Regions from separate parts of the Mus musculus genome. Here region 1 is linked to region 2. Evidence: chromatin loops called from intact Hi-C (ENCODE). Cell type or tissue: heart. All regions are shown on one strand. Links, peaks and the distances in the headings refer to the core of each region. The heading gives the core; the rest is flanking DNA.

Region 1 (15,164 bases), core at 6,861-9,360, 1.1 Mb before region 2:
TTCACAGTTTCTTAGTCTAGATATACATTTCTCTGAACTGACTGGATTCTATGCAGACAGAATTTATCTATGGGTCTAGAGAGCCCGACTGTTAAGAGCACCTGTTCTTGCTGAGGACTCAAGTTGGGTTCCCATCACCCACATGGTGGCTCATAACTGCCCATAACTCCAGTTTCAGGGCATCCAATGCCCTCTTCTGACTTCTACAGGCAGAGGAGTAAAATGCCCATATACAAAAAATAAAGCTTTAAAATTAGCCATTATTTTAAAATTCCTGAAATGGTAACTACAGCATCAAGGACAATTATGTCATTAAAAGCTTCTAGAGCATCGTCAGCCCTCAAGAGAGGCCACCCACACACACACACACACACACACACACACACACATCCATACACACCCACACCCACACACCCACACACACACATCCATACACACCCCCACACACACACATCCATACACACCCCCACACACACACATCCATACACACCCACCCACCCACATCCATACACACCCACACCCACACCCACACCCACACACACACACGAGCTAAACTCTACTTTAAACATCTAAATGTGATGCACTCCTTGGTGGGGGAAAAAGGATCTCTAAATAAGATATCCACTTTCTCATCTATTTTCTGAGTTAAAAAATTAACTTCAATTATTTTAAAATTCTAAGAAACAAAACATAAGGAAAACACTTCATTTTAGTCCTATTTATCCCTTTAAAAACTAAGTTCAACAAAGGGCAAAGATGAACATTCCTGAGCACGAGTTTCAGGACTAATTAACATGAGGAAGTCCACCGAACATTCCCCAAGCACACAAGAGTAGATAATACATCATCACCTGGATCCACAAATCGTTTACATACATACACTGTACAAAGGAGCCTTAAGATCTTGCTCTTGTAGTTAGGAAGATCAGCTTCTAAAACACCAGCCAGGCCTTCGAGATTGCTCTCTAAAGAACAGGCACTCTGCAGAAGACATCATCATCATCGGTTAGCGCTCAAGCAATCAGTGAATTAAAACTCTTGGGTGACCATAAAGACAGTAAGGTCTCCCATAAGGCACTGTAATTCCTCAGGGAAGAAACAAGAACCGATGACAATTTCGTGGACAATTCCCTCTGCATCAATCAATCCCATTAGTTACTGTTCTACAAAAAGTCAACGAAATCTTCCAAGCTGGAAGACAGCGTGGGCTGCACTCTGTCTCTCACTAAAGGTGTCAGTCTGCTTCAGGTCAGCTGGAGGAAAGACTATTCCCCAGGTCTGTTTAAGACTTAGCTAATGAAAATTACTTACTGAAAAAACTTAATGATTGGAAGGAATCCCAGGAGTTCCAAAACACTTTCACTTTAAGATACAGATGTACAGTAATAACAAGCTTTGTCTAAAACCTACATTACCCAGGACAACTTCAGAAATTAATCAAAGTGACAATTACAACCCTAACCCCTGGGCTTGGTGCGTACCTTTTCCCCTACTTTGCATATTAAAGATTCCAAATGATCTTCAGTTTCATTTGCATCAGACGTCTTCCTCCTTTTGTGAGGTTGTCCACCTATTTTACAACATTAAAAAAAAAGCAACATTATATGATGAATCTACTATCTACATTTTTGTCACCTTTTTAGCCTTTAATCTTTTTTATTAGGTTGTATTTTTTAGAGTAGTTCTTAACCAATCCTGTTTTAACTAAGCTAGGTACCTGGAGAACTTCTATCTCACATCCTTTAAAGATCTGTTTGTGCACATGTGAGTGAATGCACACGTGTGTGCGGGTCCCTGTGCCTGTTCACTCACACTAAAGCCAGCAGGGGGCGCTGAGTATCCTCTTCCACCACACTATTCCTTCAAGGCAAGGTCTCTCCCTGAACCTGGGGCTTAACTCTTCTTAGCTAGGTTGGAAGCCACCAAGTCCTAGTGATAATTCCTGTCTCCACCCTGCCTTGTAGCTGGGGTTACAGGCATGTACTGCATACCCAGCTTCTGAACATGCTGAGGCCCAATTCCAGTTTTCAAATGCTTTTAACTGTTGAGCCATCTCTCCAGACCCAGTCTCTCTCCCTGCCTCTATATATGTAAAAACACAAACATATATACAATTTTTTATTTATGTGTATGGATGTTTTGTCTACATGTATGACTGTTTACCACTTGTATGCCTGGAGCACATGGAGGCCAGAAGAGGACACCAGATGCCCTGTAACTAAAGTTATGGACATCTGTGAGACACAGTCTGAGAGCTGGGAATTAAACCTGGGTTCTAGAGAACAGCTAGTGCTTTTTTTTTTATTTTATTTTTAAGATTTATTTATTTATTATATGTAAGTACACTGTAGTTGTCTTCAGACACTCCAGAAGAAGGAGTCAGATCTCACTATGGATGGTTGTGAGCCACCATGTGGTTGCTGGGATTTGAACTCACGACCTTCGGAAGAACAGCCATCTTACCAGCCCCCAGCCAGTGCTCTTAACTGCTAAGCCACCTTCCCAACTCCTCACCCCTGTCTCTATCATTAAGATCACTATAAACAACAATGCTGGGAAAAAGATCTCAGTTAAATTTTGTTTAAACAGTGTCCAGGGAGCTATGACCATTTCTGTGAACACACTGCAATGGCACCAACATACGAAACGGCCGTGATCTGAATGCTGCCACTACTGCACCTGCAGCCTGTCACTGAGCCTCAGTTGCTGCTTCCTAAACCTGAGGGTATCAAAGGCACTTGCTAATCTGATGATGTAACTGAACTCCCATGTAAACCGGTGAAATAGGGATGCAAAAACAAGTTGAACCCTTCGGAAACTCTTTATTTAAAATATGACCCTAAACATCAACAGTACTGATGCTGAGAAACTGCTCCAGAATGCATAATGCATCAACCATGTTCATTATTATTATTCAGAACCAGATTTAGGTGAAGGTCAGAGACGACGGAGTGAAAATCCTCATTTGGCAATGAGAGCAGTAGTTTTTCCAAATTTTACCAAATTCTTCCCTTCCTTCTGGTTCATCTACTATACTAACCCTTCATCCCATCTCCAAATTATATGGTTAACCTGTCCCAGTTTACAACCGTCCCTGTCTTCAAAACGATCAATCCCTCCAGGTTCTCTTGTAAGCCTGACACATGGAAAACACTGTTTCAGGGAGACAAGCAGGCTGTCTAAAGAACATGACAAAATGCAGACACACAGTCACATCTCTGAACTGTAAACCTCCGTGTCACTGTGGCCATCCAGCAAAGGTTTACTTAGAGAAATATAGTTGCAGAAAGTACTTGGTACTTGAGAGAAGATGAAGTATACATATCAGTGCTACCGATTACAATCGGAACACCCGGACAGTCCCAGACCCTGAACTGAGCAGAGCCTGGGTGAGGGCAGAGGCAGACTACAGCATCTTCATTAAGAATACTTGCTGCCCAAGCATGAAGACCTAGGTTCAATCCCTAGCACCCACACCAAAAAGCTAACACTGCTTGGTACCAGGGACACACAGGAAGATGAGTCACTGTGAGTTAGATCACATATAGAGTTCCAGGACAGCCAGGGCAAAATAATAAGACGCTGGACTGGCTAATCTTATGTCAACTTGACATGTTAGTCATTTGAAAGAAGGGAACACCGATTGAGCCTAAGTAAGATAGGGCTGTATGTAGGCAAGCCTGTAAATTCATGATTGATGGGAGAGGGCCCAGCCCATTGTGGGTGGTGCCATCCTTGGGTGAGCGCTCCTGGGTTCTAGAAAGAAAGCAAGTTGGGCAACTCAGGGAGCAAGCCAGTAAGCAGTACTCTTCCATGGCCTCTGCATCAGTTCCTGCCTCCAGGCTCCTGCCCTAACTTCCCTCAATGACGGACCTAGAAGTTGAAGCTGAAATAAACTCTTTTCTCCCCAAGTTGCTTTGGTCATGGCATTTTATCACAGCAATAATAACCTTAACTAGGACACCCTGTCTTAAAAAAAAAGAAAGCCAGGACAACCATACAAGGTACCCCCAACCCCATTACTATGGGAGGTAAGACATGAGGACTGTTGGGGCTTGCTGGTTAATATGTTCAGTCTAATATGGCAGAGAGTGACAGAAAGACACCCAATGCCTCTGCCTGGCCCACACACACCATGTGCATAGACACAGACAAAATCCATACACTTTAGGGAGTGGGGGTGGCTCACTAAAGTCCTTCCTGAACAACCATGAGAATCTGCCTTAGTAACACCTGCCTGTAACCTAGAGAACATGGAAACAGGCAGATCCCTGGAGCTCCTTGGTCAACTGGCCTAAATTCATCACGTATAGGGGGTTTTTATTGTTGTTTGTTTTTTAGACCTTTTTCCAAAAAAAAAAAAAAAAAAATCAGCTGGAGTAAGAAAAAGATATCTTTATAGATGGAGTCCTCAACCTATGGGTTGCAACCCCTTTGGGAGTCAAATGACCCCCAGATGGCCTGCATATCAGATATTTACATTATGATTCACAACAACAGCAAGATTACAGTTATGAAGTGGCAATGAGATAATTTTATGATTAGGGTCACCACACCATGAGTTATTAAAGGGTCACAGCACCAGGAAGGCTGAAAAGCACTTTGTTGGATATTTTAGACACCTCTTGGAGAACTAGCTGTATGTTTTCATACCCTGAACAATAAAAGAGAGACAGGTTTATGTTGACACCATAATCCAGAAAAGGCTTACTTGCTATGTAAGTTTTATAATATATGTAAAAGTTACATATTGCTACAAACACTGGTAGTGCAGAGTAAGTGGCCTTTATGTTAATAACCACTCTAAAGGCTCTTAAGACACCAGGCATGGTGGTGCAGGCCTTTAATGCCAGCAGAGGCAGGCAAATCTTTTGAGTTTGAAGCCAGCCTGGTCTACACAGCCAGGGCTACACAGAGAAACCAGAGGTGGTGGGTGGGTGGAAAACAGACAATAGAACAGAACAGAACAGAACAGAACAAACAAACAAACAAGACACCAGATCTTTTCTCCCTGCAATAGGAACCGAATGTTACAAAGATACATTGTACTGTTTCCTATGCCCTTGTTAGAATCAGACTGTAATTCAGATCAACAAAGTAGACAAAAAACACCACCATAAAAGAAAAAAGTAACTTTGACTCTACAAACTTAAAACTAGAATTTAAAATGGTAGAAGAATATCACTTCTGAAACAAAGTATATTGTCCCTATGTATAACAAACTTTTCATACAGTTAAGTGTAAAAACATCAGCCACAATAAAATATAAAGACCTAAGTGGAAGTAGAATAGGCTATCTGGACTTTTGACTAAGATTCAATCTAAATTCCTTCTTTTTTTTTTTTTTTTTTTTGGGTTTTCGAGACAGGGCTTCTCTGTGTAGTCCTGGCTGTCCTGGAACTCATTTTGTAGACCAGGCTGGCCTCAAATTCAGAAATCCGCCTGCCTCTGCCTCCCAAGTGCTGGGATTAAAGGCGTGCGCCACCACGCCGGGCCTAAATTCCTTCTTAACAATAAGACAATATACTTCACACTGATAAAATGTATATCCAACATTACTGAAGAAGTTCAGAGATACTGTTAAGGAATCTAAGCCTGCCAAGTATGGTATTCCCCTTGGGGTAAGGCAGGGCAGTCAGTGGGATCTATCTAGCCAGGACATAGGAACAGGCGTTCCAGCCTGAATTGCATAGTTCTAGACAGCCAGGACTACATACATAGACAGCCACATAAAGACCCTGTCTCAAAAACAAACAAACAAAAGAGTCTAAGACTGAGTTAGATTTGATACTTTCCATTTACCATAGCCCTTTCTGTGACTCTAAATAAACTACGGGAACTTTATTGATTAGCAACCTTGTAGTATCTCTGTGAATCCCCAATCATATAGTCCTAACAGAAATGTTCAAGTGGCCCAGTGAGGTAAGAGGCTCATCTAAACTCCCCGGTCTCACAACTTCTACCCTCACTTTCTCTCTTCTACCAACAATGACCTCCTTGCTGTCTGTTCTCTAACACGACAGAAATGTTCTAACCTTAACTCACGGTTTCCTTTGGACCTCTGCTTCCTCCAAGCATCCACACGGCTCATCCTCACATCACTGAAGCCATAGGCCATCTGCAAGGAGGCCTTACCTAACCAGCTTCTCTCTCACTTTGGTCTCTACACCCTTTACCTCACATTATTCTCCACAACCCCGTGACCTTATAACGAATTGCACTATACCGCTGTGGGGTTTGTCTTAACCCAGGGGAGGGAGCCTCCACTGTTCTACTGCCTCCTACTCCACTGCAAGCACAGAAGCTAGGAAACTGTTTAGCAAGTCGGCACTCCTGATGTATTAGGACATTCTCTCAGGTACTACTGGCAGAAACCTGGGGCTCCACTATATGGGATTCGCTTGGTTGTCTTAACATTCCAAGGGAGGAAGCTAACCCAATTAAACTTGGGGGAGGGAGGGCTTTTTTTCTCAACGATGTCAGCATTTATCTGTGTGTATCACCTCTGAGACATTAGCAGTTGACAAAATAAACATCATCATGAACTACTGGTGAGCACAATATCTCATTTAGCCCCCCGTAGAAACCAAATGGCTTAGTATTATCCACAGTCCACGCTTAGGTTTAAGAAGTCATATGACCCTGACAAGATCACATAGTAAATAATCGAGATGTCGAGCTTCGAACCTAAACCCTTCGGTTCTAAAGTTTTTTCTTGCCTTAACCCTTTGGACCTAACACTAACAGCTCCAAGTGTGTTCTTGAAAGGCAATAATGGTGCAACAAAACAAAATTTATGGCAACACAACGACGTCCTTGCCGGCGACCATCAAAACTGACATGAGAATTAATAATCTGCTCGGGTTTTCCTGCACTTTCTTATAAGGGAAATATGCTTAAAGCCAATCCAACAAAACACCCCGTGCCTGTTTATTAGTGACCTCTGGGGTGTTGGTATTCTTTTTTTGAAGCCTAAAAGAGGGGAATCAGCGGGTGGCAGGTGGAGGAGAAGGGCTCAGATTGCAATACATCCGACCTCTGTCATAGCTTTGTTCTTTTCCTGTCTTCCCAGGGTCCTTTCCAAGTACACCCTGGAGGGCTAAAAGGAAAACACTGGTCCACTAGATATATCTCCTCCACTAAGTGATCCTAAGAGGCAGCAGCAGACAGACACACGTGCGGTTTCCATGATCAGTAGTGAGGGATTAAGTCCTCAGTGTCGCGGGACCCCAGGTCGGATTTGCTCACGGGATTCACCAGGCCTTCCTTTCCCATGACTGAAGGAGATGGGGTAGCAGGGAGGCCGTCGCTTTCCCGAAGCCACTATCCACAACCGAGCCAGCAGCCTCCCTTTGGGGCTCCCCGAGCCCTCCCGGGGAGAAAGGATTCCTATCCGTTCCCGGGAGACTGAAGGCGAGCCCGGCCTCGGTTCTCACCCGGACGCAGTGGCCAGGCCGAGAGCACTTACCATCGTTCTCGTAGCTGTGCCGCCTCCGCGACATGCTGCTTGCTGGTGCGCAGCCGATCTGAGTTGCTAGCCGCCTGCAACCCCAGAACCGTCGGGCTGCCGGCCGGCCGGTGCGCGGTCAGCGGCGAGGCGCGCGGACTGAGCGGCGCGCAGGCGCACTCGCTTACGACGCCTGCCGGAAGCGCGTGCAGAGGGGCACCGGATGGGCTCCGCAGTGGAAGGCCGGCGTCTGCAAGTCCAATTGCGGCCGCCTCCTCCGGCTTTCCACCCCGGGCCCTTCTGGACAGCGAGCTAAATTATCCGGGCCGCAGCGATCCCGCCTCGGCTTTATACAGGCCCGGCGGGATTTTCCCGGCGGCCCCTGCGCCGACGACTTAGGAGACTTCCGGAGAAAGGTGACGGCTCAGGGACTCTCTGCGCACGCGCGCGCCGGGGGGCGTGGGCTCGAGGGCGGGGAGCAGCGCCAAGTTGGTGAAGGGAGACCCAGGAAAGGCCTAGGGTTTGCGGGTAGGTGTTCTCTCTTTCTCTCTCGCCATCCCGCTGTAGACGCCTCGGGAGACCTGAGCGGGGAGGAGGGCAAGCCACTTTCAGCGGTAGGGAATCCAGGCCCGTCCGGCTGAATCTGCTCACTGTAGTCCTACTGCCTACTTCTCCCAGCTGACGGACGCCCCAGCTACTGATCGGTGTGGTTCCAATTGTTCTATTCCTCTGCACGTGTACAGTATGTGGACGTCCTCTGCCCTGTGATGGACACCAAACTGTCTTGTCCATGGTCTAGCCCAAACTTTTCCTTCAGTCTTACCTGTTACAGTAAATGGCCGTTTCGGTAGTTTGCTTAAATCCAAGAATTTAGGGAGGAGTCATTAGCTCCTTCACTTCCTGTGTTACAGTTTATCCACTAACACTGCCTGCTATACTCTGAGAGCAAGTCTAGTCAAACTTATTTACTATGCTTAAAACTCTTCACAGACTTAAAGCAATATTTTATGTATTTGTAAGTCTGTACATCATCCTGGAACTGGAGTTTCAGACTCTCTGTGAGCAAGGAGGAGAGTGCGCGGGAGCGGGGTGGGGGTGCTGAATCCCGGGTCTTCTGCTAGAGCAGTAAGCACTCTTAACCAGTGAGCCATCTTGCCATCTTTCCGGCTCTACTTCTCTTTGTTTATTTTAAAGATTATCGTTTTTCTATTCTTTTCATTTATTTATTCGTACATGCAAGCAATCCATCTTTCCAGGAATTTCCACTGCGAATTCCAAACTATGGCTTCTTGGGTTCTGTTCCCGTCATTGTGTGTAAACCACCATGTTCTTCTGCTAAAGTCCAGCTTGTTCACATTTTAGGAATCAAGACTTATTTTCTTTATCTGTTGGTCTCTGCTCTGAAATTTACATGACTAACTGTCAGGGACCTACAGAGTTATTTCTCTGACTCCTCAACTCTTGCTTTATTTCATTCAGCAAGTACTATATTGTATTAATTAACATTTGTCACCGTCTGTACATGGGACAACGAGACGGTGTTCAGGATACTGAAGCCCTAAGTGACCCTCTCAGGAATGATCACAGGTACTGTAGTCTGACGGACTTAATAGCAAAGGGCGAGTGGTACAAATTATCACTCATCCTTTGCTATTGAGGACAGATTATCCAGAGTAAGACTTTGGAAGAGTCCTCCAAGAAAGGATTTTAATATATTCTCATCTGGCTCCAGTTGCCTGAAATGAGCCAATTCGAGCCAGATGAGAATATATTAAAAATGGGTTTATTGGGAATCTGCTCTCAGGTGAGTTCACTGACCGCTACCAGGATTGAGACCAGGGAAGTCACTATGGGGATGGGGGTGGAGGAGGGAAGAACACAGGAGCAAAGAAAGAAGGGAAGGAGGCCCAACAAGGAGGCCAAAAGGTCTGGATTGTATAGAGAGGAGCCTCTGGGGGAAGGTTCAGGGTTGGGACAGGGTATACCAGATAGGGACTATGGGATACTGGGAGAACCTGAAGACCATGTCTGCTTTGATATGTAAAATATGCACCTTGGTCCAAGGTTAGAAACCAAACCTTAACCATTACTAAATCAGATAAGAAGTGAGTGTAGTTCAAAGTGGATTGCTGACTTTCAAAGGATGGCAAAGCATTGGGCCTGGTATAGTGGCCCCGAATTCTAGAAGTAGAGGCAAGGGGAATCTTAAATTTAGGATTACTAGAACCTCAAGGCCAGCCCCTACTATATAGCAAGACCCAGACTCAGAAAAATTAATTTAAAAACTAGGGGTTGGCCCAGGCAGCATACACCAGCTGATAGGAGGCCCCAGACACATATATAGCAGAGGACTGTGTGGTCTGGCCTTAGTGAGGGAAGATGCACCTAACCCTCAAGAAACTTGAGGCCCCAGGGAGTGGGGGCATTCTCTTGGGCAGGGGACAGAGAAGGTGTGGGATGAGGAACAGAGGGCAGACTGGAAGGTGGATAAAGACTAGACTGTAAAAAAGATTCAAGAATAAAATTTTCTTAATTTTGTTGGAAAAAAAAAATAGGGGTTGGCAAGATGGCTCTGTGGGCAAACCCCTGCCACTCAAGCCTGACAATACAACGTGTGTTTGATCCCTGGAGCCTGTGCAGATATGGAACTGGCAGGCATCTCGGCACAAGTAGCCACAGAAGTAAATCAAATGTAACAAAGAAGACTGCATTGGTTATAGTGTATCCATTTTGGTAAGATTTGGCCACAGTAGCAATTTGGAAATTTTGGCTCTGAGATTTGAGAACAAAAGAAACAAAGCTACAGAAACACTGGAGTTGGTTGATTTGGGAAGTCCATAGTGCTTTTCTGCTCTCATGTGCTGCCCTGTGTTTTGTTTTCCCCTGGCTTACTTCCTAGTTCATGTTTCTTTGAAGATGAGTGCTATTGCCTCAGAAGGGCTCTTCCTGTGTATGAGGAGCCCTTCCACTTGCCTCCTTACTCCACTCATTTTCCTTTGAAATATTTAAAAAAAAAAAAGAAAAGAAAAGAAAAGTCAACTCAAATCAATGTATCGGCTTACCTTTCCTAGTAGATTGTAAACTTAAGAGGATAGACTTTTTCCTATTGCATTTACTGCTCTATTCCTGGTGTGTAGAAGAGAGCCTGGTAGAGCATAGTTGTCACATAAATACACTGTGGAGTGAGCGAGGGGACGAACGGAGAGCTTGGGGTAGGAGGCTACTGGTCATTTCATGAGTCCATTAGCTTCATGTCTGCTTCAAGAAGTAACCAAAGAGCTGATTGCTATATTCTCTTTTGCTTACGTCTCAGAAGATACTTGTCTGCAAGGAACCTGTCCCACTGATAAAGCCAGATGCCTTCTTCCACTTCACCAGACGAAGAGGATGGCCTGGAGACCTGTGTTTTAAAGGTTTTTGATCTGGATTTAAAAGAATCAAATCTTGTTAATCCCAGCAACAGTCTCAAAGCAGAGTTAGATGGCAGCACAAAGAAAAAATACTCGTTTGCAAAGAAAAAGGTAAAATTGCTGTCGGTGTTCTCATGATCATGCATGCAAAGTTAATGAAGTACATGTAAAAGCAGGTTATTGAGCTTGCCTCTACCTCACAGTGTAGTCTGGTCTCGAATCATATAGTCTTGGAACAGTTATGGTCGTGTATTTGAAGAGACTAGGTCCAGGGGCTGGAGAGATGGTCCTGAGTTCAATTCCCAGCAACCACATGATGGCTCACAACCAGTGTCCTCTTTTGGTGTGTCTGAAGACAGTGATAGTGTACTTACATACATTAAAAAAAAAAAAAAAAAAAGAAAGAAAGAAAAAAAGACTAGGTCCTAGAGAAGGTTGGACATCTTTCTTCTAGTGTAGAAAGAGTCCCAGGAACTCAGAACTGTAGTGGAAGGAGAATGACAGGTAACAGGGCAGCTGACATCTAGAGATGTTGTTATGAACCATGCTGGCCAGGGAAGTTTGGTCTCCTCCAGCTAGCTCAGTGCTTTGAAGAAAGGACAGAGCGCTGCAGGATGCTACAGGGTTCCTAAGAATCCTGTTGTAATTGTGCTATAAAAACAGTGATGACAATGCCCCTCTTCAGAGCCATGGATCCCTGTTGTGGTGGTTGTTGTTGTTTGTTGTTGTTGAAACCATTGGCTAAAACTCTTCTTAAAAGCAGGGAACAGGAGGCTCATCAGTAGGAAAATGGCTGACTGAGGATATAGCTTGGATATGGCTTTCTCACCTCTTGGAGAGCCTCTTCTTGGTCCATGTTAGTGAAGAATAAATGTCTCTGTAATTTCCCAGCTGCCGCTTCCAGTCAGCCTATATGGATTTCCTTGAAAATTAAATTCAGAGGTTACAAAAGTCCTTTACCAGTATTGTTTTACAATAATTTCAAACTTACAGAAAGTTAGGAGAATTTTATAAGTAGCTCACTTACTGGCTTTGTCTAGAGGTTCTGTTCATACGTCCCTGTTGTTTTTTAACAAAATCTCAATCGTTTGATTTCTACCAATGAAGACTCAGGAGCCAGATGCTAGGGTGACAGCCTGCTAGTTCAGAGAGGCAGAGAAAGCACCCACTTCCTCCTCAGCTGATGTTCAAGAAGCAATGCCCCTCTCTCCTGCCATCCCAAAAAACCTCCTTCAACCTGATATCCCATCCTTTTACTTCCCCAATGTCTCTCTATCCATCCCTCTTATTCTCTATGGTTTTTTTCTTAATCTGGTTGGTTGTTCCACTTCTTAACCTGTGGTTGATTTAATTTAATCCTGTTTACAGTATTCAAGCAGAAAGCTCTTAGATTAAAGGTGTATTTTAAGGCTGTGCCACACCATAAGTAAAAACATTTTTTTCCAGTAAATAACACAGTCTTGGGATTCACAGTGTGATCAAATATCCTACAACACTTACCTTGTCTCAAGTGCAGGAGGCTCACAGAAACAGCTACTGCCAGCACCCACTTCAGTGGCTTCATTGCTACAGATGGTCTATAGACCAGGCTGGTCTTGAAGTCACAGAGATCCATTTGCCTCTGCTGGGATTAAAGGTGTACACCACCCTTTGCTTATCATAGCTACATAGTATTGATATCTTTGCTCTGTGTTCTTCCGTATTAGTCGTATAGAAATTCCTAATGTATTAATTGTGGGGTCAAGGCTACTGTAACAAATGGCCTCACACCTGCAGTGGATAGAGCACCTTAGGTGTTTGGACTTGGGATATGAGAAGTAAGGCATTTTCATGAACACACAGGCTGCAAGGACCCAGGCTGATGTTACCTCGGCAGGACTCAGCACATTTCCAGAGTTCCCACTGGAACTAAAGAGGAAGAGAGCACGGAGGCACTCACATGGCAGGCTTTTATGGACCAGAAGTGGAGCTGCCACCTGTCACGCCACTGGAAAACAGTTGGACAGCCTAATTGCAAAGGCTGGGAAATACAGCACCCCAGGAAGAAGGGAAATGGATTTGGTATATGCACAGGAAGAGGCTGTTACCTTAGAGCAGCCTTGTCAGTTTCCTCAAGGTTCCTATCTGATTTGCACTGCAATTAATGCCTTATAAATGTGTACTTTCAAGAACTGGCATCCTTTCAGTTAGATACGATGTTGGTGATTTTAAAAAGTGTTCCAGACACTAAGCTGAGCATAAGCAAAGCAGGGGGGCAGGGGTGAGTGTTCAGATGGCATCAGGGAGCAGTGAATGGACTGGATCATTTAGCTGAGCTGGAAACAGGGTGGGGAAGCGAGAGTGCACGATGACTTCTGATCAGATGAGGATGTAATTCTAAGTATGCTGTTTAACGTCTATGAACTCTTTGATTTACTTTTTCCAAGTATACATTTGGCACCTACAGGCTGAATAACTTCCTAATTTGTTTTCAAAGGTAAATAGCAGAGCCAATATTTACAACTGTGGAAGAGTAAAAATCTAAGATTTTATATCTAGAAAGTAGAAAAATAGCATTTAGTGGGAGTTGTACAGACTGATGTCAGAGGAGGCCTCTACATTGAACTCTTGAGTGTTTCTGTTTGACTGAGTAGCAGTTCTTAACATGTGGCTTGTGATATCAGATATCCTGTATACCAGATATTTATATTACGATTCATAACAGTAGCAAAATTACAGTTATGAAGAAGCAGCAATACTTTTATGGTTGAGGGTCACCACAACATGAGGAACTGTATTAAAGAGTCGCAGCATTAGGAAGGTTGAGAGCGACTCCAATAGAGAAAACAGAGTAGCATCATCCCACCTCAGGGAGCAGTGTGGACAGGGAGGATGGGGAAGACGGGGAGGACAGGGAGGTGGGAGCAGTGAGGTGCCCAATTTGTCCATGTCTCTGACACGTGCAGAAGAACACGGGTGTAGGAGGCTTGAGTTTGGAAGGCCAGGGTATGGAGCCAGTGTCAGTATGTAGGTTGCTGGAAGCAGTGCAGCCCATGCTATTGCTCTTGGGAGTGCTTTATAGACTGGCAGGATGCCAAGCTAGAAACCCTACCCCCATAAAAGGTGATTTGAATGAAACTTTTTTTTTTTTTTCCGAGACAGGGTTTCTCTGTGTAGCCCTGGCTGTCCTGGCACTCACTTTGTAGACCAGGCTGGCCTTGAACTCAGAAATCCGCCTGCCTCTGCCTCGCGAGTGCTGGGATTAAAGGTGTGCGCCACCACGCCCAGCTTTGAATGAAACTTTTGTTACCCCTAAACCTAAGGCCGTTAAATAACGATGGTATTTGAAATGTTATTTGCAGGCCTTTGCCCTTTTGGTCAAAACCAAACAAGTTCCAGCACCCTCTTATGAATTTAAGGGAAAACGGTGGCGATGTTGTCAGCAGCTGTTTGCAGACCAGATCAGCATCCACAGACATGTGGCCACACAGCATGCTGAAGACGTGTACCAGCAGACTGCGTCTCTTCTGAAGCAGCTGACTGCAGCATTGAGTGCCTCACAGAGCCTTACGCCCACAGACAAAAGGAGCTCCCCCAAAGACTGTCTCACTCCTAGTCAGGAGGTGTCTGCTTGGCTTCCTGATGTGAGCCATGTTAGCCCCCAGGAGCTGAGGAGGTAAGTTTTGCACTTTGTAGTTTGGTTTACATTTAAAATATTTTCAACCACAATGAGATACTACAGATAGCCCACTGAAATAGGAAAATGAGAAATAGCAGCCTTGGTAGATACAACTGACATGGGGAGGCAACTGAAGGGCCCAGGCGTTGCTAGGGAGAGTACAGAATTCTCCTTCCCAGCGATCCACTCCTGGGTGTGTGGCCAGCAGAAATAAAACACACACCCATAAAAGCTTAAACTCGAATGCTTGTGGCAGTTGTTGTTTTTTTTTAATTCATTCTTTTAATAGCTGAGTAGTACTCCATTGCATAAATGTACCACATTTTCTGTATCCATTCCTCTGTTGAGGGGCATCTGGGTTCTTTCCAGCTTCTGGCTATTATAAATAAGACTGCTATGAACATAGTGGAGCATGTGTCCTTTTTTTTTAATATTTTTTTTTTTAGGTATTTTCCTCATTTACATTTCCAATGCTATACCAAAAGTCCCCCATAACCTCCCCCCACTCCCCTACCCACCCACTCCCACTTTTTGGCCCTGGCGTTCCCCTGTACTGGGGCATATAAAGTTTGCGTGTCCAATGGGTCTCTCTTTCCAGTGATGGCTGACTAGGCCATCTTTTGATACATATGCAGCTAGAGTCAAGAGC
Region 2 (15,164 bases), core at 5,865-8,364:
CGGATATGAAGTAGGGAGTCTTTCTAAGTGCTGATGGACAGGGTTAGGAGTTAGCGAATGTGTGTTAGTCTGCTCTCTCCTCTGAAAGGCTTTCCTTCGGTTCACTGTTGTGTCCTGAGACCCCACCCACACTGTGTCAGCCCTGTGATGGACTCTTCAGGCTGGACATGCTGTTTTATGGAAGACACCAGACGTGAGTGGAGAGCAAAGCTACCAAGGCCGTTCACTTCACACTGCTGTGACTCAGAGCCTTGAAGATCCCAAAGTCTCTTGTCCCAAGGCAAATTTGAGGTAAGCTTTGATCTATTGATCACACACTCTAAATTAGCAGACACGGCTATCTTTTAGGATAGGACAGTCACAAATTATGTCATAAATAAATGAGGCCTTTAGGAACTTAACAGAGGCAAGTCACCTTTTCCTCTCCAGGGTTTCCACACCTGGTGTAAGGAACTTGTAACACAGGGTCCTGGTATCCCTTTAACTACCCCCCAAACAGACACTGAAGATAGTGATGGCGTGGTCACCACCACAACCTCCTTTTACCTCTGCCACTGCCCCACTGTCCATTACCTGCAAAGAGCATTGCATTTGAGGGCACCGGTCCCAAAATTGTTTCCGACATAGGAGAGCCTATCTGTTTCAGCTGCCTGAAAAACAGGAAGGGCACAGCAAACAATCAGCACCGAAGGGCACTGCGCATGTGCAGAAGCCTTGCACTCAAACGCACCTGCCCAAGTGAGCCGGGCCCATCACATCTACATCATATCTAGGGTGTCTCTGGGGGAAAGGCCAGAAACCTTTGGAACCCCAAGTACCATAAGGAAGCTTCAAAGCAGTAGGTAAAGTTCTTGGGGGGAGCAGCACATGACACTGCATGGAATTAAAAAACTTCCGCACAGCAAACCAAACACTTCCCAAAGTAAAGAGCCAGCCCACAGAGTGGGATAAATCTCTGCCATGTATCAATAGTGTTAATCAAACCAAGGGATAGAGATGAGGATATACAAAGAACTGTATAAATTAAACATCTAAAATCTCTCAAGTTATCTAGTCAACAAGTGGGCTGATGGTCAGAATGGGCATTTCCCAATGGAAGTAACGCAAGCCACCAATAATACCTGAAACGTATGTATTCAACACCCTTAACCATCAGGGAAATGCAAATTAAAAGTGTTTTGATGCCTATTGAGTTGGCTTCGTGGGTAAAGCCCAGAGGATGACCTGAGATAGATCCCCAGAGCCACATGGGGAAAGGGCAGAAGCAATCTCCTAAATTGTCCTCTGATTTACACACATGCACACTGACACACAGACACACAGACACACACACACACACACACACACACACACACACGCGCGCGCGCATTCTCATGCAGTGATTAATCCCAGCACTCAGGAGGCAGAGACAGGTGGATCTCTGTGAGTTCGAGACCCGCCTGGTGTAAAAAGCAAGTCCTGGAGAGCCAGGGCTATTCCACAGAGAAATAGCAACCACACAAACAAGCAAACAAACAATGCTTTGCGATTCCATCACGCCCCAGTCAGAACAGCTATCACCGAGAAAACAACTAACAACAAATGCTGGCAGAGATGTGGGGAAAGAACCGTTACTCACTGCTGGTGGGAGTGCAAGCTATTGCTGCCACAGTGGAAGTCAGTGTGGAGGGGTCTCAAAAACTACAAGTGGAAGTGCTGTGTGAGGCAGCTGGACCACTCTTAGGCATACACCCAGAAGGCTCTTCAGTTAGCACACTGTATTGTACTTCTACAATCATGGTTACTGCTGCACGATTCACAACAGCCAGGAAATGGAACCAGCTTAGATGCGCATCAATGACAAAAACAGATAAAGAAAATAGGTTTTCCTCTCCTATGCAGAATCTAGATTTAGAGTGTGTGTGTGTGTGTGTGTGTGTGTGTGTGTGTGAATATGCACACATTCAAGGCATGAGAGTTGAAAGGAATCATAAGAGGTGCAAAAGAAGGGAAACGAGAGGCTGATATAGTATGTATGTAATGAGATATAATGTTGATGTGTTGAGAGTGCTTTGCCTTTATGCACACATGCATGCCTTATCTATGACGTGCCCACAGGAACCAGGAGTGGGTGTTGTGTTCTCAGGAACTAGAATTATAGACAGTTGCTACCTCCATGTGGGTTCAGGGATTGAACCCCGGTCCCCTGGAAGTGCTCTTTAATGCTGAGGCACCTCTCCAGCCCAGTATGTATGTCATGAAAGAGCGACTTATTTGGGAGGGAGGCAAGGGACCAGCAGGAGGGGGATATGGGGGAGGGCAGTGGGCAGAAGGCAGTGGGAATACAGATGAAAATAGCAGTTCTTGAATAAGCAGCACAACGAACTATACAGTGAGGTCTTGGTCTCCTAGCACTTATAGGTACCTAACTGATCCTATACATAACTGCCTTGTGACCTTTCTGACGTTAGCTCGTCCTATGAGGGCTGGCTTCCCATCGCAGCCAAGCTTTTCTTCTCCCTCGTTCACTAGGGCACCAAACATCTGCTATCAAATCGTCCCTCATTCCCATTCACCCTTCTCAGGAAGGCATTCAGACAAGCTGAGACTTGTTTCCTACAGAGCTCCCTCCCCAGGCCCTAAACACTCCCTTAGACCCCAAGCTAGCTCTACTGTATGCCTGTACTACTTGGTGAATTTGAGTCTCTGGAAAGCAGACCGGTCTTAACCCTGGCATCTACCCGGGAGAGACCAGAGATGCTAGTAAGCATCCTGTGGAGCTGGGTGGTGGTGGCACAGGCCTTTAATCCCAGATCCCTGCACTCAGGAGGCAGAGACAGGTAGATCTCTAAGTTCAAGGCCAACCCGAGCTGTACAAAGAAACCTTTGAAAAAACAAGCAAACAAACAAACAAAAAAACCATCACTCTGGGGTCACATTTGATTCACAAGCATCTGTAACCCCAGTTCTAGGGGATCCAATGCCCACTTCTGGCTTCCACTAGCTACACACACATTGTACATAGACAAAAATGAACAACACCCATACACATAAAATAGGGTTGAAGCTGAGCTCTGAACAGTGACCTCCCTAAGAGGTGCAAATCCCATGAAGATGCTTCCTTAGCCTGCGGCATGAGGACATGGTGAACGTTCAATAAGGTCATGTAGGGGGACAACTTATGAAGCCAGGGGTGGGTGGTGCTGCACACCTTTAATCCCAGCACTACGGAGTCAGAGACAGGTGGTGATTCTCTGAGTTCAAAGCCAGCCAGGTCTATATAGTAATTTCCAGGATAGCCAGGGCTACAGGAAGAAACCCTGTCTGGAAAGATAAAGCCCATATAAGTGAAAAGCCCAAAATCTTGCTCCTCAGTGGGGCCAGAGTCTCATTTGCTACTCCTCCTTTCCTCCCCCCCAGGCCAGGTCTCCCATGTCTGCCCACACCAAGAACCTTTTGAGGTCTGCAGAGCCCAGACCATCTGTACCAGCAAGCACTTACCACGATCCGGTGACTCCTCTGCCTGGGGTTTACTAAGTCGGTGCTGTTGTACAAGGTGAAGCGCATGTCGCCCGGATTCTGCAGCTTCCCATTGGAGAACTGGACTGTAAGAGTGTAAGCCAAGAATAAGAGGCGAGGACCAGCAGGGTATGGATGGGGAGACCTGCACTGTGGCTGGACGCCGGTAGTGAAGGCAAGGGAGCTTAAGTCCGACTTTCGGGGGGCGGGGGGGTATGAAGAAAGCCCTGGTCCAGTTCTAAAGAGGGAGATGGAGGAGGGGAGGGGAAGTGACCTCTGGGCAGGGGTTGTGACAAAAGAGAACGACTGAGGAAATGCCATTAACTGGCAAGAGAGGAAACTCTGCTCCGTAGAGGGGGGAAAAGGGCAAATGAGAGAGCTGTGGAGATGTCAGGTCCCTGGGCACTGCCCTGAGACGAGTCCGAAGTGGTGACGATAGATGAATGCGGAGGGAAAAGGTGATGGTGGCAGGGAACCTGTCCCGGCTGCAGGCAGTGGGCTACCGTGGTACCCAGACAGAAGCGGAAAGGATTACGCGGAACTCCGCTCCGGGTCGGCGGTCTTTACCCAGCACAGCTTTCTGCCTGTCGTCGGGCTCTCCACAGTACAGCCACCTTGCACTCTGTAGCGCCTCTGTCTCCGTGTCTCCAGCCTGGTCATCCATCCCAGGAGACTCCAGAGTAGCCATGAGCTCGCCGGTTCACACGCGGACTCAAAAACCGGAAGTGACATTCTAGGCCCCGCCCAGGGTACACCAGCAGTAAGGCCACGCCCCTCACTGGATCGCGTCCCCGCCCACTCTTTGGTTCTTTCCCTTGAGGATCACACCCTCCCCCTTGCAGGAGGATGCAGTAACTCCCCTTTCGTCTCGGACCTCCAGGAGAGCAGCTTCACTTTTGTGTTGTATTGCTCACCGCAGGCTCTAAGCTGTGGGACCAGTCACACCAAAATCTCCAGAACTGTGAACCAAAATAAAAGAAACCGTTCCTCTTTATGAGCTGTCTTCATTTTGTGTTGTTATTGTCGTTTAAGGCCGGCTATCACCATGTGTGTAATCCTGGTTGGTCTGGAACTCATTCTGTGAAACATAATGGCCTCAAATTCACGGAGATTAGACCACCAGCTTTGTCTCACATATTTTGTTAAGGTAATAGAAAAAAACTGACTAATGTAGGGTTTCTCCCTGAGTAATTTCAATGCAGCCACCCAAATAAGAGAGCTAACAGTGATTCAACCATGTAATCTTGTAGTATTCAATTTCCCCAACGGCCTTGATACTGCCTTTTCAGCTAAAAGAGCCTGTCAGAAACCGTGTTGCAGCCTTACACTTGTAATCCCAGCATTTAAGAGCAGGGCTGCCATGAATTTGAGGCAAGTTCAAGTGAGAACTGTCACACATACACACAAATTATACTTTGCTTCTAGCTGTCACAACTCTTTGGTTGGAAGGTTACACTTTCTTTGACTCTACCCAGTGATTTTCTATTGATTCTTTCCAGAAAGGAAAAAAGAATATAAAAGGACTTAGTTAACTAATTAGTCATCCCCCCTTCTGTCAGAATCTTTTCCATACTCAGTTTATTTGAGGTTAGTAATGAATGGTAGAGCCTATTAGAAACATTTCACTTTTTAAATTATTAATTTATTTGGGTCCCAAGAGGGAATGTATGGTAAAGCAAAACTGCTCATCTGGTGGTCAAGGATGAAAGGAGGAAGAAGGGACTGAGGTCTCTGTTCCTTTTGGGCTCAGGTTGTCTTCAAACTCCACTTGTTCTGTGCCTGAGGGTGACTCCCCATCCTCTTGCCAAGTGCTGAGATTACATACACACACCATCACACCCAGCCAGAAAGAAAGTTTATTTCATTTCTTTCACTTCTGCACCTCCAACTCCTGAAAGGTCCTGTAAAAAAAAAAAGTGGGGGGGGGGGGGACCTCAGCAAATGTTGAGTGAGAGGTCTGGAAAAAGCTCAGTGGATAAAGGCACTTGCTACCAAGTTTGATGGTCTTCCTAGGACCCACCTGGTGGAAGAAGAGAGCTTACTCGGTAGCATACATCTGCATGCACACACAAAATAAATCAATGTAAAATAAAATTTAAAAATGAGCGAATGAAGGAAAGGGTAGGTAATAGAGTAGACCAGGTCATCAATCCTTGGAGCCTAACTAAGTCAGGGAGCGCACCTCAGAAATACTAATGTTCTTGCAACAAGTTAGCATAGGGTTTATACATAATAGATACTATGTATATGTTCACTGGCTACATAAAAATGGACACTTGTATGGAAGTTAAGAGGTGCCAAAGAGGGCTGGAGAGATGGCTCAACCGGTAAGAGCACTGACTGCTCCTCTGAAGGTCCTGAGTTCAAATCCCAGCAACCACATAAGCTCTGATGCCCTCTTCTGGTGTGTCTAAAGACAGCTACAGTGTACTTCCTTATAGTAATAAATAACTCTTTGGGCTGGAGCAAACGGGGCCAGCAAGAGGAGCAAGCAGAGGTCCTGAGTTCAATTCCCAGAAACCAAGTGATGGCGTCTCGACCCCTCTCTAGCACAGGGACACTATGGCTTTGCTATTCAAAGCACCATGGTCCTTGAAATGGTGAAATGGCAACATCACTACCTGGGGTTACTCTGTGCCTGAGGGTGACTATGATCTCCCCACCCCACCCCCCCACCCCCGCCAAAAGTGCTGGGACTACATAAATGCACCATCACACCCAGCCAGAACGTTTCTTTCTTTTCTTTCACTTCTGAATCCATCAGATCATCTGGAAATCAGCATGTGAGGTGGGTATAGTTGAAAGTTGGGAAGCTCTGTTACACCAGAGTGGTTCCCTTTTGGGGCACCTCTTTGCCAGGATGGCATAGTCACTGGAAGTCCTCTGCACTGGCTGCTTTCTTACTGGTAAGAGAGTGAGGAGGATTCCCAGAATTACCACAGGCAAGGATGCAAAAGATAGAGATTCTGTCTGGGAAAAAGAAGGGTTACCCATGGGCCAGCTGGGTCAGAATTGTAGTGCATCCCAACGTTGCTCAATTAGCTGACAGTCGTCAAAAATACACGGACAACATACATATATGTATACATTAAATAATAACTGAATTGGGACAGAAAGAATGTTAGGAACCTTTTTCAAGTAGCAATCTAAAGTCAAAAATTTACAGTGGCCTTCTTTGGGATTAAAAGCATGAATTATTAAAAGTATGTAAAATTAGCCAGGCGTGGTGGCACACGCCTTTGATCCCAGCAGAGGCAAAGGCAGGCGGATTTCTGAGTTCGAGGCCAGCCTGGTCTACAAAGTGAGTTCCAGGACAGCCAGGGCTATACAGAGAAACCCTGTCTCAAAAAACCAAACAAACAAAAGTAAGTAAATTTTACCATAAGAATCTTTGCTTCTTAAATTTAGTTTGGAAATTCAGAAACATCTTGCATTCTCTTTGAGTGTGTTTTTAAGAAAAGGAAAATTTGAATTTTAAGTTGGGGGTGGGGCTGAAACTTTTCCTGTTTTCTAGGGCAATATCTCCATCTGCTGGTGTTTCAGGATATTGCCGATGGAGGAGGAAATGCAAGGGAGAGCCTGGTTTGCAGGGATTACCCAGAGCTCAGAAACCAACCATTGTTCATCTTATTTCTCCGCTTCCTTTCTTGCACCAACATCTCTCTCCCATTCTCCTCTTCTGTGTCACCTTGATCTTCTGTCTTCTCCTCTCTTCTTCCTTTCTCTTCTTTCTCAGTCGATGCAGGCTGCCTGAGCAAGTCTTTGTAAGGCTAACTTCAGAGTGGATGGATTTTTGTTTGTTTCCTTTGCACGGAGCTAAATCTGCTACAGCTTCAATCCCTAACTGAAGCTCTGATCTTTGGGGCCATGGAGAGATTAACCATGTTCCTGTGCCAGAGGCTTGCAAAAATCCCTTCTCTTCCTCTTCTTCCGCTTTTTCTTTCTCCTATGCTTTCCATTCACCAGCTTCAACAACTCCTCCCAGCACTCTGTTGTTTCTCACACACCAACACTTAAAAACAGTTCTTTTTCATCCTCTGGGATGCCATACACCACTATACCTAGATCTGATGTCCCACATGCATCAGTACCAATCTGCCAGCAAGCTGCACAGAGCAGAGAGTCCATCCTCAACTCCCCGCCCTACAGACCACTATGTGCTCTTATTTAGTTATTTACTGACAGGGTCTTGGTATATGTCCCTGGCTGGCCTCAATGCACTCCATAGATCAGGCTGGCCTCTAATGGGTCAGTGGAATGTTGGCTTCCTAGTATTTGCCTGATTGTGTTCATTTCCACATATTTATACTTCTTGATAACTTTGGAATAGCAGTAAACAAAACAATAACTTTTCTTTGATAGGTTCTTATTTTAAGGCTACCCTTACACTCAGCAAGTAGCCCAGGTTAACTCAGAACTAGAACTCCCCTTCATTCTTCTGCTGATAGTCAGGATATAGGTGTGTACCCACACTCACAACAGAGAACAACAAAGGTGACTTTGCTAAATTGATGCTTTTAACTTTGTTAATGTTAAGTCACAACATTCTTGCAATATTCTTTAATAAAAAGATGAATTGGGGCCAATGAGGTGGTTCCGTGGGAAAAGGCACTTGCTGTGAAAGATTAGCAACTGAGCTCAACCCCTATAAACATCAAAGCGGAGACAGAAACAACTGCAGCAAGCTTTTCTCTATGTGCTGAGGCACCTGCATGCATGCACATGTGCACATACACACACGTACAACAATAACAGTAATAAATGAAACATGGCAAAAAAATTTAAAATAAAAACAAAGAGCTAGGCGGTGGTGGCACACGCCTTTGATCCCAGCACTCGGGAGGCAGAAGCATGCAGATTTCTGAGTTTGAGGCCAGCCTGGTCTACAAAGTGAGTTCCAGGACAGCCAGGGCTATACAGAGAAACCCTGTCTCAAAAAACAAAAACAAAAACAACAAAAAAAAGAATCAGTGCTTTATATTAAATCTTGTTAAACATATAAGTGTTCTCATTTTCATGACATTTATTAAATCATTAAAACAATTACCAAAATAACACATATTGGATGTATACTAGTATAAAACACAGAAACTATGGATAATAAAATTGTAGTAACCCATAATCTCACATCCCTTTAAGAGAGCCATTGCTAACATTCTGTTTCATCTCTTGGGTTTATCTCTGTGCATATGCACTTTTTCTTCTTTAACAGGGTCTTACTATATAATCCTGCTTGGTCTGTAACACATTGTGTAGACCAGGCTGGTCTCAAACTCAAACTCATAGTGGTCCATCTGCTTCTGCCTCCCAGTACTGGGATAAAATGTGTGAGCTACCACACCAGGTTCTATTTTTGTGTAATTATTATTCTACTGTATTCGGCTCTGTATGCTCTCTTAAAAAACATTTTGTAGTGGGAGTGGATGGTAGAAAAGGGAGAGAATGTCAGGAGCTAAAGGGTTAATCTGGAAAGGAAACTGGGATGAGGGAAAGGGGAGGGTATTGAGGGCATCCTCTTCCCCATTTTAACTGGTCAATAAAGGCTGAGGCCTGTAATTGGGCAGGGGAGGGGAGAGGTGGGAGGTCTTGGAGAGTAGGGACAGGTAGAGAGGAGAAGGGAAGGGGAGAGGACTGAAGAAGAGGAGGAGCAGAACCACGTGGCCAGGAGAAACTGCAAATAGCAAAGGGTCTCGCAGCTGGGGAATAAGTTAGCACAGTGCTAGAGCTGTCCAGTCTAGGTACATAGCTTATATTTATAACTGGATTGTGTGGTTTTTATATGGGTTTATTGGGGTTGGGAACTGGTGCAAACTAAGGATGGATGAAGCCCTAGGAAACCCTATTAGCTTGTGAACCAACTAAGAATTTTATACTATCCTTCACTTGGGAAAAGGGATTGCTTGCTTATTAATTGACTTAGTAGGGCTCATCCCTTGTGGCCTGTCCATTCTCACGCAGGCGTGAACTGAGCACAAGGACAGCTGAGCCCAAGCCAGGAGGTAGCTTTAGTCTACGGTTTGTTTGAATTCTTCCCAGGACTTTCCGAAACCATGGTGATAAGCCCAGTAAACACTTCCTCTTCCAAACTGCTTTGTTCAGTTTTATCAAAGTAACAGGAAAGCTATCTAGAACACATAATCTTGATTTTACTGCTCGGTGGTATACCGCAAGAGGCCAAGGCGGCAGCCGGGCCTTCCTCTTTCCCACCCGGTCCAGCAGACTCTTTTGCGGCATTGATAAGAGGGCTGAGCCCTGAAGTTTTAAGGTGGTGGCGACTGTAAACTTGATTCTGGAGTTGATGGCTTGGTGGGCACACGTCGGACTGAGTTCCGACCCTCCCGTTGCTATGCTGGACGTCTGGGCAACTGAGACGCGATGCGGGCGACGATCCACCCAACCACCATTAGACCGACGGCATTTCCTACTCATTGTGAAGCTCGCCATTCGTCTCACTCGGCTTCTTGGGGTTCCGTTTACATCTTTTCTCAAACCTACAAGTTAGAAGTAATCTCCAGCTCACAGCGAGAGGAAGTCACCTGTCCTTCAGACTCCAGGTCACAGTCAGCGCGAGCCAATGGAGGGACTCAGGGCTGGCAGTAGTCATTGCGATTGGCTCAAGTAGACGGAAAACACTAGCTTTCCTTATTCATGCTGAGTTCTGATTGGGCGTGACATAAAATAGCTTTTCTACAGGCCAAACCTGGTGTTGCTAAGTGATAAGTCCCGCCTTCAAAGATCTTTGAGAACAGTTTTACGGGCTGTAAGGCAAATTGTGATTGGTCAGAGCGCTCACGGATGCTGTGGTAGTAAACACAGCCGGGGTCCTGGGATGGCGGATTGGTCAGATTTTCAGAACGTCACTCCTACTGTGGCCCCGCCCTCCTGATGATTGGCCATTGGAGGCCTGTGGAGGCGGTGACATGGGTACCTCACATCCGTTTACTGTAGGCCTCCGCCGGGTCCTCAAAGAACCGCGCGAACGGGCTGAAGGAGCCGGGAGCGAGGGGCGGGGCGGGCGGAAGTCACAGCCGGGGAAGCCAGTCTGGACCTTCCCGCCTCCTTCCTCAGGGTCGGTCCGAGCGGAGGAGGGCCACCGCCTCCTCCTGCGAGGAGAAGGGGGGCGGAGCCCGGCTCAGGTGAGGCGACCCTATCAGCTAGAGTGGCCTGGGCGCGCGCGCGCGGGGCGCGCTCACGTGCAGGCGGTTGTGCACCGGGAGCGCGCCGAGGCATCGGGGAGCGCGCAGCCGTTCCGGGGCCGCCTGTCCACCCTGTCTTACTGCTGAGGGGTATTGTTACCCTTCGCCTCGGTGGGGCCAGGAGGGTGGTAGCTCAGTTCTTGTGCGCAGGCGTCCCCTGTGTCCCGACGCCCGGCTGTCGGTGCGGGGTGGGCAGGGACTAGTGCCCTGCAGATCTGCTGCTGGACATGGAGCCTCTCGGGATGCTGTGGGAACCCGCGCTCGGGATCTGCATCCTAGCGGGATGAGCCGAGGAGCGGCTGCCCTGCGGGATGGAGGCGAGTGGCTCTCTTGATCCTGCCCTGGGTCCTCCTGAGCGATGAGGTTTCGTTTCATCAGAGCAAGGCCATAAGCTGTCTGGATTCGGGAGCCAGCGGCCGACGACAGGGGTGGAGTCAGCGTTTGGGAATGCCCCAACTTGTTAGACAAAAGTGTTTAGTAGGCATTTATTGAATGGCCACTTCTTCCAGGCTTCGTGCGAGGAGCTGTGGGGTGCGGTGGTAAGAGACAGCGGTCCCATCTTCCCCTGGAGGACCGACTGCTTAGCACATAAACAACAGTAGAAATAAGGGAGCGGTTTAAGGGTTTCTGCTTTGTTTTGTTTTTCTAAAGTGCCACTTACTATGGTCAGTCTGCGTCCGAGCATCGTGGCGAACACTGTAGGAACCACATTTTGGTTATTTTTATTTTTGGAGGAAAATTTTTGGGTCAAAGACTCTTGATTACCTTAGTAGCGTGATCTGAGTCTAGGTAATTAAAATTAATAAAATTCGCAATTTTCAAGGACTGAAAGAAAAACATTTCCAAAATATGTTCTTGTACTGCTGAGTTGAATTTACATACATTTAGGTTTTTAGAGATTGAAGGGAATACTGTGCCTTACTCGTTCGTGATTTGTCTTTGTATGACATGTGTACTTTATATGGTTTTAAAAAGTGGACCGGGCACTTCGTTAGTTTGCTAGAGATTTTTGCTTTCATTTTCTGAAAAGTCTCGTGGTTGGCAGTAAGCTAAAGGCTTACTGGGTAGGGGAAAGGAGATGGGCAAAAGAGAGTGTTAAGAGAAAAGCTTGCAAGCTAAAGGAAGGCCACTTTAACCCTTCTGGAAATCTCAGCGAGCTTGGGAAGAGGAGAGACAGAGCTGGCCTCTGCTGCAGCCTTGGTGACCCGCCAGGTAAGGTCAATAGATCGAGGGCTCATTCTGGGCACTGGGGTTTTGCTAAGTAAATGGAAGTAGGACTTTGTGAGAAGTCTGTTTTCGGAAGATTTGCTTTTTTTTCCCCCTTCCCTAAAAGTTGGGTGAAAACAAAACTTTTTTTTTGTCTGCTGGGGTGCTGGCCGTTTTTTATTCTAGATGTGTTTCCAGCAGAATTCTGCTGAATTGATGAGTAATGAGATTTTGGGGAAAAGCATTTTAAAGAAGGGGTGTTTCCCTAATTTTAAGGGTCAGTGTGTTCAGAAGAGACTACTCTAGACTATCCAATTAGAATTAAATTTAATTAGAATTTTTTAAAAAATTATTTGGACAGCAAAATGCACTTTTTAGTATTTAAAGTTCTTAACATTAGTTCCATCCTATTAAAAATCCTGTGCTGAGTGAGCGGCAGACGGTGCCTCCGTGCTGATAGACTCCTGAGTCAGCCTCCAGTTTTCCTAAGAAAGGGGGAAAAAAAGAACCCAAAATACAGCTTCCATGTTAACTTGCAACTCAGCTGATTTCTCAGAATGTAAATTAGCTGTAAATGCGTTTTCCTTGTGTTAGTTGTGAGCATGTGTGCTGACTGCACCTGCCCTTTATTAACAGGGATGCTATCTGCTGACTCCCTCGGTGTGGCAGGTGGGATGGGGTGCGAGCAGCACCACACTGTCTGTCTAAGGTGACTTCCTATGCTTAAAGACCAGACGCTTAGAATTCCTGCTCCTTACTGTTTCCTGGGCATGCCTTGGGGTTTTAGGTATCGTTCTTGTGGCTAAAAAGTTTTTATTATGGCAACTGGAGAGATGGCTCAGTGGTTAAGGGCAGTACCTGGTCTTCTTTTGATGCCAGCACCCACATGGTAGCTCACATTTGTAACTCCAGTCCCAAGGGATCTCACACCTCTTCTGGCCTCCCCATGCACATGGTGCATAGACAGACTTGCAGGCAGCTGAACGACCAAGCCAGCTCAGTCAGTCGGCGAGGCTGAAGCGGCTTTATCTTTTTCCCAGCCTGCTTTTATATCATTCTAGGCTCATCCAGACACATGGTCAGTTCTTAGATCAAAGACAAAGGAATAAAGCGAAGTAGTAAGCAAAGAGATCACGCAAGGTGGTAATCAAGCAAAGCAGTCAGCAAAGCCCCATGGTCACTGTTTCTGATATTCTTATCTGAGCCTACTTCCTGGTCGGATCCCAGTGAAAAATGCCAAAGTCCTAGAAGTGGCACCAAAAGATCTCAACAACTGAAGGAAATGTTTTCAAAAGCTTTTGTTACTGGCCCAAACAGACTAGGAATTATGTTGGAGTACTGACTTGATTGTAACATAGAAAAGATGATAGGATCTTAGTATTCCAGTTTATTTTATCTGTAGATAACTTTCCTTTTGATCTCCTATCATACTTGAATACGTTATGGTTCTAGTAGTTCAATTCTAAAACTTAAGTTTAAAAAGTAATTTGTTAGCTGGGCGTGGTGGCACACGCCTTTAATCCCAGCACTCAGGAGGCAGAGGCAGGCAGATTTCTGAGTTCGAGGCCAGCCTGGTCTACAGAGTGAGCTCCAGGACAGCCAGGGCTATACAGAGAAACCCTGTCTCAAAAAAACCAAAACAAAAAAAGTAATTTGTTTATATTTATGATGGTTTGTATATTTTCGGACCAGGGAGTGGCACCATCTGGAGGTGTGGCCTGGTTGGAGTAGGTGTGTCACTGTGGGTGTGGGCTTAAGACTCTCATCCTAGTTGCCTGGAAGTCAGTCTTCCACTAGCAGCTTTTGAATGAAGACATAGAACTCTCAGCTCCTCCTGCGCCATGCCTGCCTGGATACTGCCATGCTCCCACCTTGATGATAATGGACTGAACCTCTGAACCTGTAAGCCAGCCCCAATTAAATGTTGTTTTTTATAAGACTTGCCTTGGTCATGGTGTCTGTTCACAGCAGTAAAACCCTAAGACAGAAGTTGGTAACAGGAGTGGGGTATTGCTGTGATAGGGCTGACCATGCTTTTATTTGAAAGAATGTGGATTTTGGGACTTTGGATTTGGAACACAGTGGACTGCTTTAAATGGGGCTTAATGGGTCATCCTAGTAGGAATATGGAAGACTTTGTTGCTGGGAGTAATTTGAACTGTGTTGACCTGGCCCAAGAGATTTCAAAGGAGAAGAATTTCAGAATGTGGTCATAAAGACAGTTTTTGTGGTATTTTGGTGAAGAATGTGGCTACTTTTTGCCCTTGTCTGAAAAGTGCCTGAGGCTAAGGTGAAGAGACTCAGATTAATTGCATTGACAAAGGAAGTTTCAAAAAAGCCCAGCAAAGACTTTGTTCTCTGGTTAAGTCTTATGAAGAGAAGTTTGAACAAGCATAGCAAGCTTAGAAAGGAAAAATATAAATTATATGGTTCGAGTATTAAAGGCATACATACCAGGAAGTGAAATGAAGCAAAATCCTGTGTTCTAGGAGATAACAGATTAAGGGAGTGGGACCTTGGGGCAAGATTCTATCTAGCTAAATTAAGATCCAGGCATGGTGGTACACACCTTTAATCCCAGGAGACAGGCATGCTGATCTCTGCATTCAAGGTCAATCTATAGAGCAAGATCCAGGATAGCCAAGCTTAGGCAGTGAATGGTTTGGAAAACATAAAGCCAGTGACAATGTAATAGTACAAGTGTTCTAACTCGTGCAAGCAGCAGAACTCAGCAGCTTCTGCCATGTGGCTCTGGCTCTACAGTTAAAAATGGAAGGAACTATTGGGACAATTTGATGCTGGTTAGCTGGAGCTAAGAAATTAGCAGTGATTGAGAAGAGACCAGCATCACTGAGGTGAACTCTTCTGGGAAGTGTTTTCTGGGAGCACAGAGAAGCTGTGTTCCAGAGATAGCCAAGGTTGTACCTCGTGCTACAGCTGGACTTGGTAATGTGTAAGAATCACCCAGGTGGTACTGGTTTTGAAGGCATAAAGGTATCATGAAGAACAGCTGAAGCTTGGCATTGTGAAAGGTCATGGAAGGCCATTGGAGAAGGTATAGCCTCAGCTGTAGTTGGTGGCCCAGGACCGAAGGGGTCATGCAAAGGATTTGAGGCTTGGCACCATGAAGAGAGCCTATGAGAGGCTATTGGTGAAGCCTAGTTGAAGTAGAACACCCCAGTGTATTGGAGATGTCAGTACCATGGGATGATCACCAAGAACAGCAGCCATAGTGGAGTGGATCAACCTGAGCTTAGAGTGCTA

The links. A loop is a pair of places that touch in the nucleus more often than their neighbours do. Peaks named below come from ENCODE experiments on the same cell type or tissue, not always from the same donor. Only the 100,000 strongest peaks of a DNase experiment are listed, where the experiment ranks them.
Region 1: a loop joins it to region 2, with 4 times the contacts of the local background. A loop is called at or near these places in 7 of 42 quality-filtered maps.

What each region holds. Positions count from the first base shown.
Region 1 is chr4:46,131,191-46,146,354 of GRCm38, reverse strand. It overlaps Tstd2 (thiosulfate sulfurtransferase (rhodanese)-like domain containing 2), which reads left to right and starts at 7,880. Exons shown (of 10, transcript NM_173033.3): 1 at 7,880-7,975; 2 at 10,761-10,968; 3 at 14,199-14,512. The coding sequence starts at 10,804. It overlaps Ncbp1 (nuclear cap binding protein subunit 1), which reads right to left and starts at 7,844. Exons shown (of 23, transcript NM_001033201.3): 1 at 7,469-7,844; 2 at 1,482-1,570; 3 at 881-981. The coding sequence starts at 7,502. In heart, for the core only: no CTCF peak of the experiment used is centred there; a DNase peak (open chromatin) is centred at 7,884; H3K4me3 peaks cover 2,425 bases; H3K27ac peaks cover 1,774 bases.
Region 2 is chr4:45,007,694-45,022,857 of GRCm38, reverse strand. It overlaps Zbtb5 (zinc finger and BTB domain containing 5), which reads left to right and starts at 10,446. Exons shown (of 2, transcript NM_173399.3): 1 at 10,446-10,634. Polr1e (polymerase (RNA) I polypeptide E) reads right to left here and starts at 4,249. Exons shown (of 12, transcript NM_022811.3): 1 at 4,066-4,249; 2 at 3,481-3,584; 3 at 574-650. The coding sequence starts at 4,186. It overlaps 1700055D18Rik (RIKEN cDNA 1700055D18 gene), which reads right to left and starts at 10,048. Exons shown (of 1, transcript NR_166789.1): 1 at 8,507-10,048. In heart, for the core only: a CTCF peak has its summit at 7,030 (motif pointing left); no DNase peak of the experiment used is centred there.